Regions from separate parts of the Mus musculus genome. Here all the other regions are linked to region 1. The links are chromatin loops, found by intact Hi-C in ENCODE. Cell type or tissue: gastrocnemius. All regions are shown on one strand.

Evidence for each region. Peaks named below come from ENCODE experiments on the same cell type or tissue, not always from the same donor. Only the 100,000 strongest peaks of a DNase experiment are listed, where the experiment ranks them.
Region 2: it touches region 1 in a loop (4-fold over the local background); 3 of 42 quality-filtered maps call a loop at or near these places.
Region 3: a loop joins it to region 1, with 6 times the contacts of the local background. A loop is called at or near these places in 13 of 42 quality-filtered maps.

Annotation. Positions count from the first base shown.
Region 1 is chr5:108,032,649-108,036,648 of GRCm38, reverse strand. No RefSeq gene overlaps it. Among named protein-coding and RNA genes, the nearest start is that of Mtf2, 31 kb to the left of the region's middle. In gastrocnemius, a CTCF peak has its summit at 2,337 (motif pointing left); no DNase peak of the experiment used is centred here.
Region 2 is chr5:108,260,878-108,264,877 of GRCm38, reverse strand. No RefSeq gene overlaps it. Among named protein-coding and RNA genes, the nearest start is that of Dr1, 6.0 kb to the left of the region's middle. In gastrocnemius, no CTCF peak of the experiment used is centred here; DNase peaks (open chromatin) are centred at 1,946 and 2,326; H3K4me3 peaks cover 740 bases; H3K27ac peaks cover 483 bases.
Region 3 is chr5:107,919,593-107,923,592 of GRCm38, reverse strand. All of the region lies in intron 2 of Dipk1a (divergent protein kinase domain 1A), which reads left to right. Among named protein-coding and RNA genes, the nearest start is that of Gm26387, 14 kb to the right of the region's middle. In gastrocnemius, a CTCF peak has its summit at 2,025 (motif pointing left); a DNase peak (open chromatin) is centred at 1,988; H3K27ac peaks cover 971 bases.

The DNA.
Region 1 (4,000 bases):
CAGGCATACGTACACACAGGCAAAACACCCATCCTCATAAGTAAAATAAATAAGTAAATAAAACCAGAAAATAATATCAATAAAAATTGTTTTTTACAAATTAAAATCAATAAAAACTTTTTTTTCCAATTGAGACAGGGTCTTACTACATAGCCCTGGCTGTCCTGAAACTCTGTATGTAGACCAGGATAGCCTTGAACTCACAGAGATCTGCTGCCTCTGCCTACCAAGTGCTGGTATTAAACGTATGTGCCTCTATGTCTAGCTAAAAATAAAATATTAAAAAAAAATACATACTGAGCTGAGGAGTTGGTCAATCATAGTCAACCACAAGACCAGTCAGTATCTGAGAACTCCCTTTCTTACCCCTTATGACCATCTCCAAGGGGAAGTCTAGAAACATTGGTTAAGTGAGAACAACAAAAACGTTGTTGGGCATGGTGGTGAATACCTTTAAACTCAGCACTCTAGAGACAGAGACAAACTGATCCCTGTGAGTTCTAGGCCACCCAGAGCGACATAGAGAACCTGTCTAAAAAACAAAAGCAACAAAAGAGAAACAAGTTATATAGATACCATGTATTTCGATGTAAGCTTCTAGGTTTTTCATTACAATCTCTGGGGTTTGTTGTTGTTTTGAGACAAAAGCCTGGTGTAGACCAGGATGGGCTTTCAACTCCTCCCCTTAAAGGTGCCCCAGCTGTAGGTGTAATCTGAATTTATGCTCTAAATTACCAAATTCAGCTTCTACTCTCAGGCACTCAGTCTATTTCCTTCAGTTTGTATGCAGATCCTGCTAAGCAGGTGGTTTGTAGCTTGGAAATGACAACACCTACCAGCTGTTAAATTTACACAGGGCTCTAATTTAAATGCTTAATTGCTCTCTGAGCACTCAATTTGCAGCTCATAAACCCCTCCCAGATGGCATCCGGGAGGGTTTTCTTTGAATTAACATTGGCGAGAAGTAAAAGCTTAGGTTAACAATTGGTCCCCTAACACACTTGTGTTGGATTTGGAGCACCAGAGCTGGGTTTACCCTGTGTATAGAGTCCAGGTTAATCAGCAATGACAAATGACTATGTCATTACAAACTACCCCAGTGTCCTTAGGATATTTATATGACAAAAAAAGATTAAATACTTACTCTGTCAGCAGCAGTGGGAGATAGCAGCCCTGGGTTATAGCTGCCAGGAGTTCTGTCAAAGACCTCTATTCAGTAAAGCTGAGATTTTTGTATTTGTTGAAATCAGGTGTTGTATATGTTGGCTTCCTCAAACTCAAAACGTAATATGTAGCTGAGGGTGAATTTGGATCTCCACCTCCTGAGTGCTGGCGTACAAGGTTAAGTCATCTCAAAGAGCTTATCAGATTCTTCTTTCAGATTCATTTATTTTATTTTACATGCATGAGTGTCTTGCTCACATATGTATTTGGGCATCGTGTGTATGTCTGGGGCCGAGGAGGTCAGAAAAGAAAGTATCAAATCCCCTGGAACTGGACTTATGCATTGTAAGCCACCATGTGAGTACTGGGACTCAAACCCTGTCCTCTGGAAAAACAAGAGCTCTTAACCACTCGGCCACCTTGCCAGTTCTAGGATTCTTTTAAAATCACACTTATTTATGTGTATATGTGTCTCTGTATATACACACTGAAACAACTCAGAGAATTTGAAGGAATCAGTCTTTCCTACCTTGTGGGTCTTGGGAATTAGATTCAAGTCATTAGGCTTGGCAGAAAATGCCTTTAATGGATGAATCATCTTTGTACTCCCAGGATTCTAGATTTACCCCTAAGAAAAGAATTTCAAGTCATATATGGTGGCCCATGCCTGTAATCCTAGCACTCAGGAGATGGGGCAGGAGAAGTCTGGTGATTAGAGGACCAGCTTGGCCTACAGAAACTAGTTTGAGGCCAGCCTGGACCCTGTCTCATAAAATATAGCATCCTGCCCCTCCCACCCACCTCTGGAAAGAAAGAAAGAAAGAAAGAAAGAAGAAACTAGCTTAAAATCAGGCATAATGCTGGGAGTGGTGGCACACGCCTTTAATCCCAGAACTCAGGAGGCAGGCAGATTTCTAAGTTCGAGGCCAGCCTGGTCTACAAAGTGAGTTCCAGGACAGCCAGGGCTATACAGAGGAACCCTGTCTCGAAAAACCAAAAAAAAAAAAAAAAAAAAAAAGATGGAGGCCGCATGCAACCCTGTACCAAACAAACAAACAAACAAACAAGAAACCCAAATAAATCAGTATTAAATAAATAAATAAATATTGAGCGACTTATTTGTAAGGCAACCTTTGTAAGGGTTTGCTGCCCTCTAGTGGCTAGTAATAATTTTATCAGCTCAGTTTTTGTTGTTATGCCCCCAACAGAAGGCAAGATTCTCACTTAAAACCACTTTTCAAAGTTTTCTTTGAGTAAGAGAAGCTGTGCAATCTAGTGGTCAGATTCCCTCAATACAACCACTTAGTGGCTGTTTGAACCTGTGCAGGCAAGTGTTGTGTGACTAGCCCAGGTCTCAGATCCCTGTCCACAAAAAGGCAATGATCTGGCTGGGGTTGTGACTCAGTGGTCCAGTTCTTGCTGGCATGTACCAGGCCCTGATGTCATTCCCAGTACTGGGGAAAAAAAGAAGATTTTACTGGGTTAATCTGTAAGGGACACTTATAACAGTACCTGTCACATAGTAAACGTCATGTAAATGTCTATCTAATTAATTAGAACAAATAATAATGAGGGCTCCATACAATCTAATCTAGGCCCAAAATGTTTTCAGCCTCTGAGACTTACTGCTGAATAGGCTCACCCTTCCTAGTTCTTTCTGAACTCTGGCTGATTCAACTCAGCTGTTCTGGCTCAAACTCTTCTCCAAGCTCATTGATTCCATCTGGGTTCTCTCTCTCGGCCTCTCCTGAAATGCTCTGCTTGGCTTCATACTTGGCAATCTGTTCTAATCTTTTGGCTCCTTATTCTCTGGCTCATTCTGTCTTCACCTGTATCTAGTGTGCTCTCTCGACAGCCTGACTCTGTGTAACTGCTCCAGTAAAACTCTCTTTCCCTCTCTCTGCACTGCTGTCTCTTAAGTAGCCTCACTTTCCTCTCTTCTCTGAGACTTGAGCAGCTCCTATTCTGTCAAATCTTTCTCTGATTCATCACTTTGTCTGCCACTCAATTAGACATCACTTTCAAACATGGTGCTTCCTTCTACAGAGTTTACCTTCATTGTTTGCGGTTCAAAGTATGATCGAATATCGCGTAACACAGATTATTTAGAATTCGTCTAGCCAGGTGGTGGTGGCGAACACCTTTTATCCCAGCACTCAGGTGGTAGAGGCAGATGGATCTCTGAGTTCAAGGCTAGTCTGGTCTACAGAGTGAGTTACAAGATGGCCAGGGCTACATGGAGGAACAAAACAAAACAAAAAATCTCCTGGACAAGCTGTCTCTTCTCTTGTTAATTTGTTTAACATCTATTAAGATTTATTTATTATATGTAAGTATAATTCAGCTGATTTCAGACACCAGAAGAGGGAATCAGGTCTTGTTACAGATGGTTGTACCATGTGGTTGCTGGAATTTGAACTCGGGACCTCCAGAAGAGCAGATAGTGCTGTTAACTGCTGAACCACCTCTCCAGCTCTATTTATTTATACCAGTATTGATTAGTAGACTATAAGCCAAAATTATTGTTATTGTTATTATTAGTAGTAATAGTATTTTGGTTTTTCGAGACAGGGTTTCTTTGTGTAGTTCCTGGCTGTCCTGGAACTCACTCTGTAGACCAGGCTGGCCTCGAACTCAGAAATCTGCCTGGCTCTGCCTCCCGAGTGCTGGGATTAAAGGAGCATGCCACCACCACCCAGCCTAGTTTTAAATTTTTAAAAACTTTTATTTAATTTATATGAGTGTTCTATCTGGATGTATACCTATATGCCAGAAGAGGGCATTAGATCACATTACAAATGGTTGTGAGCTACCATGTGTTTGCTTGAAATTGAAC
Region 2 (4,000 bases), 230 kb before region 1:
TTTGTTTGTTTGTTTTTTGGAGATTAGCTTCTTGGGTTCTTCATATATTTTGGATATTAGTCCTCTATCAGATGTGGGGTTAGTGAAGATTTTTTTTCCCCAGTCTGTAGGTTGCAGATTTGTCTTATTGACTATGTCCTTTGACTTAAAGCAGCTTTTCAGTTTCATGAGGTCACATTTATCAATTGTTGATCTTAGAGCCTGAGCCATTGGAGTTCTGTTTAGGAAATTTCCCTCTGTGCCATAGAGTTCAAGGCTCTTTCCCACTTTCTCTTCTATTGGATTCAGTATATCTGTTTTTATGGTGAGGTCCTTGATCCACTTGGACTTGAGCTTTGTGCAAAGTGACAAATATGGGTCTATTTTCATTTTTCTATATACAGTCAGTTAGTCCAGCACCATTTACTGAAGATGCTTTATTTTTTCCATTGTATATTTTTGACTTCTTTGCTCATAAGTGTGTGGGTTTATTCTGGGTCTTCAATTCTATTCCATTGATTGACCTGTCTGTCTCTGTATCAATGCCATGCAGTTTTTATCACTATTTCTCTCTAGTATAGCTTGAGGTCAGGGATGGTGATTCCCCCCAGAAGTTCTTTTATTGTTAAGAGTTGTTTTTCACTCTCCTGGATTCTTTTGTTTTTCCATATGAAATTGAAAATTGCTCTTTCCATGTCTGTAAAGAATTGTGTTGGAATTTTGATGGGGATTACAGTGAATCTGTAGATTGCTTTTGGTAGGATGGCCATTTTTACTATGTTAATTCTACCAATCCATGAGCATGGGAGATCTCTCCATTTTCTGAGGTCTCCTTCAATTTCTTTAAGATGCCCCACCATACCACAGGGGCACGTGCTCCACTATGTTCATAGTGGCCTTATCTGTAATAGCCAGAAGCTGGAAACAACACAGATGTCCTACAACAGAAGAATGGATACAGAAAATGTAGTTCATTTACACAGTGGATTACTATTCAGCTATTAAGAATGAGGACATCATGAGTTTTGCAGGCAAATGGATGGAACTAGAAACTATTATCCTGAGTGAGGTAACTCAGACCCAAAAGGACATGCATGGTATGGGTTAGCATTTTGTTTAAGCTCCACCCCACAGTTACCTGGCAACATCCAGGTATGCTACTCCCCCACTATAAAAGGGGGTGCTTGCCCCCTCCTCTCTCTCTCTTGCTCTCTTGTTCTCTTGCCCTCTTCCCTTCCCCCTCCCTTCCCTACTCCCTTTCCAGTCTCTCCATGGCTTCCACTTCTCTACTCTCTCCTTCTCTCTGCCTCTACTACCCAGTTGACTCCCCTCCCCATGCCCTGAATAAACTCTGGTCCCTCAGGGGGAAGGGATGCCTTGGCATGGGCCCGCTGAGACACCCCCTTCCCCCATACCTGACTACCCCTCCTTAGGACATATTCTTTCTCTTTTTATAAACATATCATATGGTTCCATGGCCGGGATTTAGAAACTCTACAGGTTTGCATCCCACCCCAGCTACCACAACTCACTAGCAGAACTAGTAAACCTCCATCCACCACTGGTCAGAGTAAACATCTGTCCACCATGGTCTCAGGGAAGATTTCTTGAGCTCAGAGCTACCCCTGTACTACCCTGACCCTTGTTCTAGGACTTATTCCCTTGGGTGAGATTTTCCTCTTTCCTTTTTGAGACAGTTTCTTTCCCAGCTGAGGATTCCAGGCTGGGCCTGGACAAACTGCTCTCTGTGTCCCCACAGAGAGTCAGTCTTTTGCAGCCTTTGTCCCTATTTACTGGGATGCCTTGGTCTAGTTCACAATTAACAGAAAACACCGTAATGTAGGCTTCTCCCCCTAACCCCTCCCTCAGTTGCTGGCTCCTTTTCCTGCTGCAGCAGCTGGTTCTGCTGGTTCAAGCGGGTCTGGCTCTGCCCCTTGCCAGGGACTCTGCTGCCCTCCCCTCTCTTGCTCTTGGCTCTGTGTCAGTCTCCCTGCAGTTGTGCTCAGCTCCCTCAGCCTGCTCTCCATCCACCAGTCCCTGCTCAGGTTTCTGCCTCCCCACTTTCTCCATACACGCCTCTCGCCATCTGGTTATCTCTGGTATTAGCTGGTCTTGCTTTCTCTAACTGTGGCTTGTTCCTCCTGCAAGCCTGTGTGTCAGTACTCCTGGGAGACCAGTTCTCTCCCGGAAGAATTTGGGTATGGAGAGCTGTGGCACAGGGTCAGCTTAGGGTGCAGATGAAACCCGAAGGATCCTGTCCCCGGCTGTTCCTTGGGTCGTGTGTCCTGATGGCTCTGAGTGGGTCCCCCTCTTGAGCTAGGAATTTGAGCAGAAGTGGTGGTTTTACCTGTGTTCACAGGCATGTCTGCACCCCTGGGAGACCAGCTCTCTCCTGGCGGTATTTGGGTATGGAGCGCTGATCAGCTCCGAGCATCATGGCACAGGATCATTTCCTGGCTCAGACAGAAACCCAGATGTCTGTTTTCTAATGAGAGACAAAAAAATGTGTGGATCCTGGTAGGAGGGGAAGTGGAGAGGAACTTCAAGGAGTATAAGGAAAGAAAACTTTAATCAGTTATATTGTATGGAAAAAACCAATCTGTTGAGTAATAGGAGAAAGTTCAGAATAATGATTAAATAGTAATAATAATAATAATAATAATAATAATAGTAATATCAGCCTGGTTTAAGTAGTGAATTCCAGGCAACCTGAGCTGTGAAACTATATCTCAGAAAACAAAAAAGCAAAAGCATTCATAGCAGACAGAACTATAAATCTTCTGTAAGTCCCATTTATTCATTCATGCATTGATTTTGATCAGGGATTATTGGGAATCTGTCAAATACTTAGCTATGTCTTAGAGATATGAGGAGACTTGATAATAAATAATTTCCTGAAGAAAGCCAAAGGGAAAAATGCACATGATAATTTTCTGAGTCACCTGTGGGCTGGGTAGATGGCTTTATTGATTTTGGCTGAAAGCTGACTATCTGGCTGTCACTAGATCTCTTGCTTTCCTCCAGTACAAAGAAAGCCTGAGCACCTCTTCAAACTGAAGCAGAAAGCAACTTATTTAATGGATCTACTATGTGCAGGGTACAATAAGGAACAAATATCTCATGGAAAGTTGGCCCTGTTGTGGAACTTGTCAATCTAAAAGGCAAATAAGCCAAAGGGTCACAACAAGATATGGTTAAGTACGCGATTGTTATATGACAGGTCCTGTGGGCACAAATCTAAGCAGATATTTGGTGTGTTCTGGTTTAAATGTGGTTTATGCGTCTCCAAATGTTTTGTGTATTGAAATTTAATATCCATTGTGAAGTTTCTAAGGTCATAAAATTAATCAGATTGTGGTGTTTAAGAGGTCTTCCAAGTAGTAGATTTTATTTCTTTATTTAGAGTTAGAATCTTAGAAAGTTATTCGTGTTCATCTTAAACTCACTCTGTAGCTTAGGGAGTTGTTGAATTTGCCATTTCCCTGCCTCAGCCTCTCAAATAGCTAGGATTAAATATTGAGCCATGAAGCCCAACTTCTTTGGTGACTTTGTAAGAGTGAAAACAAAAACAAAAAACAAAAACCAGTCACACACACATTGATTCTCTGTACTACCTTGTCACTCTGCCAACAAGAACATACATGAGAAGCACTCTACAAAGACATAACTATGGAGAAGGGAGATCAATACATTTGTTTGATTGTGACAAGGTCTTACTACATAGTCTAGGCTGGCTTTGAAAGTACTATCATCTTTCCTCAGCCTCCCCAGTTACTGGGATTACAGACTTGCCCACCACATCCAGCTTGGATATTAAAAGTTCTTTTTACCTATATTTATTTCTTTTTTTTAATTAGGTATTTTCTTATTTTACATTTCAAATGCTATCCCAAAAGTCCCCCATACCCTCTCCCTCCCATTCCCCTACCCACCCACTCCCACTTCTTGGCCCTGGTGTTCCCCTGTACTGAGGCATATAAAGTTTGCAAGACCAAGGGGCCTCTCTTCCTAATGATGGGCA
Region 3 (4,000 bases), 110 kb after region 1:
CTGTCAAGAACACCAGGCTAGAGACAAAGTCCTAGGCTGCGGTCACCTTTTCATAACAGGGCTTTGATTTAGTTCTAGTTTACAGGCAAGAAAAATGTTTTTGCCCTACTTGCCCCTTAGCTTTTATGATGCTGACTTTAGCCAATACGCTTGGGCACTAACTGTGATGGTCCTCGGACATGTCAGCTGGGTATAGAGTAGGTTCAAATGTCCTTGACTCGATCTTGTTTGGTCTGAGGCAAACAGCCTCATACTGTCACTGTAGTATTGTAAGCTGTTCCTGAGAGACAGCTGGAGAAGCGCCCTAGAGCATCGTTTCCGCTTTGTTAGGAGTTAGAGGTGAGTGGTCATCACTGTCATGGCCATGCTGGTTTCTTCTCTGACTATCTGCTGTCTTTTACACTCTCTATTCTGTGTGAGGGGTTACATCTGTTGTGGTGTGGGTGCTGAAGTAAAAGTTCCTCAGGTTTGAGGTCAGCCACCTTCTCAGTAGCTGTGCAAGCTCCTGAGCTTCTGCAGAATGGTGACTAATGCCATTTCCATATACTTCCCCTTCTACTGCGATATGATTGCTTGCTATAGCCATGATTTCCTAATTACTAAGTAATTGCAGCCAATCCTGTTTGATGCCCAACTATGTAGAAATCTTACATAATTGGACTCTGTAGGTGGGATCTCCCAGACATGGCCTGTTTCATTAACTGGAGTAGGAGAGGTGCTTCTCTTCTGTGCACATCTGAGGACCACAAAGTTCCATCGGAGTCCTCTGACTGACTCCTCTGTGGGGGGAGTCTGCACTTCTCTGAGGAGTGCCTCCGCCACATTTTAGAGGGCTGGTGTGAGTGTTAAAGAAGCATAACCCTTGGGAGGCAGAGGCAGGCAGATTTCTGAGTTCAAGGCCAGCCTGGTCTACAGAGTGAGTTCCAGGACAGCCAGGGCTATACAGAGAGAAACACTGTCTCGAAAAACCACCACCACCACCAACAACAACAACAAAAGGAACCCTTTAACCTGAAGCACTAAAAGATTTCAGGAACCCTAATTTAATCACAGTCTCCTTTGAGATTCAGTTTCCAAGGATAATGGTTTGTTACTTAAAACAATCAACTTAAGACCTACTAAATTGAAGCCATTAGGAGCTATGTTCTTGGTTAGACAGTAATGCATGACAGTATTCCATTTAGCTGTGCCTTGCTTGGGCTTCTTTAATGTGTGAGGAAGAAGTCAATAGAGGAAACACTGGAAAAGCTTAAGACAGAGCGCAGAACATGGTGAAGACTGGTAATGCCTGAGAGAGAAGAGGGAGAAAATGATGACTGAAGACTCAAAAGTTTCCAGGAATTGTGAAAAACCCAACTCTGCCTGTGTCTGTCTGTCAGTGTGTGTCTCTGTATGTGTGTGTCTCTGTCAGTGTATGTCTTTGTGTGTGCCTGTCTCTGTACATCTTTATGTGTCTGCGTGTGTCTGTTGGTGGGTGTCTGTGTGTGTGCCTTGTGGCTAGCTTTATCTCTCTGTGTGTATATGTGTGTGGGTGTCTGTGTGTCTGTGTGGATGTCTTTGTGTGTATCTGTGGAAGGTGGAGTGTCTGTGTATATATGTGTGTGCTTGTCTGAATGCATATGTGTCTGTGTGTACATGTGTGTGGGGGCAGGCCTGTATGGTTTTGTGTGTGTCTATATGTGTGTATACGTATGTGTGTGTGTGTCTGAGTGCCTTGTATGTGAGTGTGTGTAGGTGTGTCTGTGTGTATGCATGTGCCTGTGTCTTATGTCTGTGTGTCTGTCAGTTTGTCTGTGTCAGTGTCTGTGTGTATGTATCTCTGTGCTTGGTTTTTTAAGTCTTGTTAAGGAAAACCAGCTGTCTGAAAATGATATCTTAAGTACACTTTTAGAGCATGGATTTTTGAAAATATTTAGAAGCCAAAGTTTACACATATGTTTGTGGTTATTGCCCTCTTGTGGTCCAGTTTGTAGTTTAGGGCAGGATTCCTTCAATAGGAGTGTGTTTTGTAAAAATAAGGGTAAACAGTGCCCTCTTCTGGTACAATGAGGTATGTGCAATCAAAGCTAAATGCTGTTTATTACAATAGTAGTAAATCTTGGGCTTTTAATTATTTAAAAGTTACTTAGTATCATTATTGACTATTTTGATATACAGCTGAACATTTTTATAGACATTACTTAGGGTGGCTATAGCTTTATGAAGCCAACTGCTCTTTTCACACAAATGTTTGGGAAATTTGCCTTTAATTTGGGATAGAAAGCCAGAGCTATTCTTTGTGACCACCCCTGTGACGCAAGATTAGCTTGAGGCCTTTGCTCACAACAAGAAATCTGATTCTCACAGCTGAATACCAGACTAGTCGCTGCTTACTGATTTACTAATAAGAGACTTTACTAAGAAAATAAAAAGAAACTTTCAATACTGTGTACTGTTCTGTATGGTACAAGGGCAGGGGAACTTCAGAGATGCCCAAGACAGTCTGTGCCTCTAAATCACCTATCAGTATAGCCAGGCTGCAAATGATGCTGGACTGGGGGATAGGAGGAAAGAAGAGAGGGAGAGTACCAGCTCGGTGTGCAATGATCGCTCGAGTGGAAAGCAAAGTGTTGCAGAGAGGCTGTTTCCAAATCTCTAGTTTAAACAGTGAAGTGGTGGTGGGATTCAGAAGCTGAAGTCAGGTCAGTTGAAGGAGGCCCCAGCTCTTCTGACAGAATATGCTACACTTAGGGAAGACTCCCTCAGCTTGTCAGTTTGGCAGGTGCCTTCCTCTGTGTTTGATGATCTGTCAGCCATTGCACAAAAGCCCTGGGTTAGTCAGCCTTAAACCTGTTCTGCTAGCTCCAGCTCAGCTTGTCAGCCTAGCTGGACTGATTCTGCACAGGCTCTGGAAGCTGACTGGGCCTAGGCTCCGTTTTCCATGCCTGCAAACAAAACTCCATGCAGCATATAGAGAATCGCCTAGACCTACTTTCTTTGGAGCAAAAGATGTTTGGATACTGATTTAGTTTTTGTTGGTTATGTAGTGTTGGAATGAATCCTCATACATATTATGAAAACACCTCACTATTGGTTAAGGTAGATGTGTGTGTGTGTGTGTGTGTGTGTGTGAGAGAGAGAGAGAGAGAGAGAGAGAGAGAGAGAGAGAGAGAGAGAAAGTTAGTTTTCGGCTTTTTAACTTCTTAGGGTATCCCAACACCACCCACCTTCCTTCCTTCCTTCCTTCCTTCCTTCCTTCCTTCCTTCCTTCCTTTATTTGGTTTTTCAAGACAGTTTCACTGTGTAGCTCTAGCTGTCTGTACTGGAACTCACTCTGTAGAACAGGCTGGCCTTGAACTCACAGAGATCTACCTGCCTCTGCATCCCGAGTGCTGAGATTAAAGGTGTATGTATTCCAGGCTGGAGAGATGGCTCAGTGGTTAAGAGCAGTGACTGCTCTACCAGAGGACCTGAGTTCAATTCCCAGCAATGACACATGGTGGCTCACAACCATCTGTAATGGGATCTGATGCCCTTGGTGTGTCTGAAGACAGCAACAGTGTACTCACATATATAAAATAAATAAAATGAAAAAAATGGAAAAAAAAAAGCTGTCTCCTGAGAGGCTCTACCAGTGCCTGACAAATACAGAGGTGGATGATCTCAGCCAACCATTGGACTGAACACAAGCTCCCCAATGAAGGAACTTGAGAAAGTACCCAAGGAGCTGAAGGAGTTTGCAGCCCCATAGGAGGAACAATATGAACTAACCAGTATCCCCAGAGCTCCCAGGGACTAAACCACCAACTGAAGAGTACACATGGTGGGACTCATGGCTCCAGCTGCAGAGGATGGCCTAGTCAGTCATCAGTGGGAGGACAGACCCTTGCCCTTGGTCCTGTGAAGGCTCTATGCCCCAGTGAAGGGGAATGCCAGGGCCAGGAAGTGGGAGTGGGTGGGTTTGTGAGCAGGGGGAGGGAGGAGAGGACAGTGAGTTTTTGGAGGGGAAACCAGGAAAGGG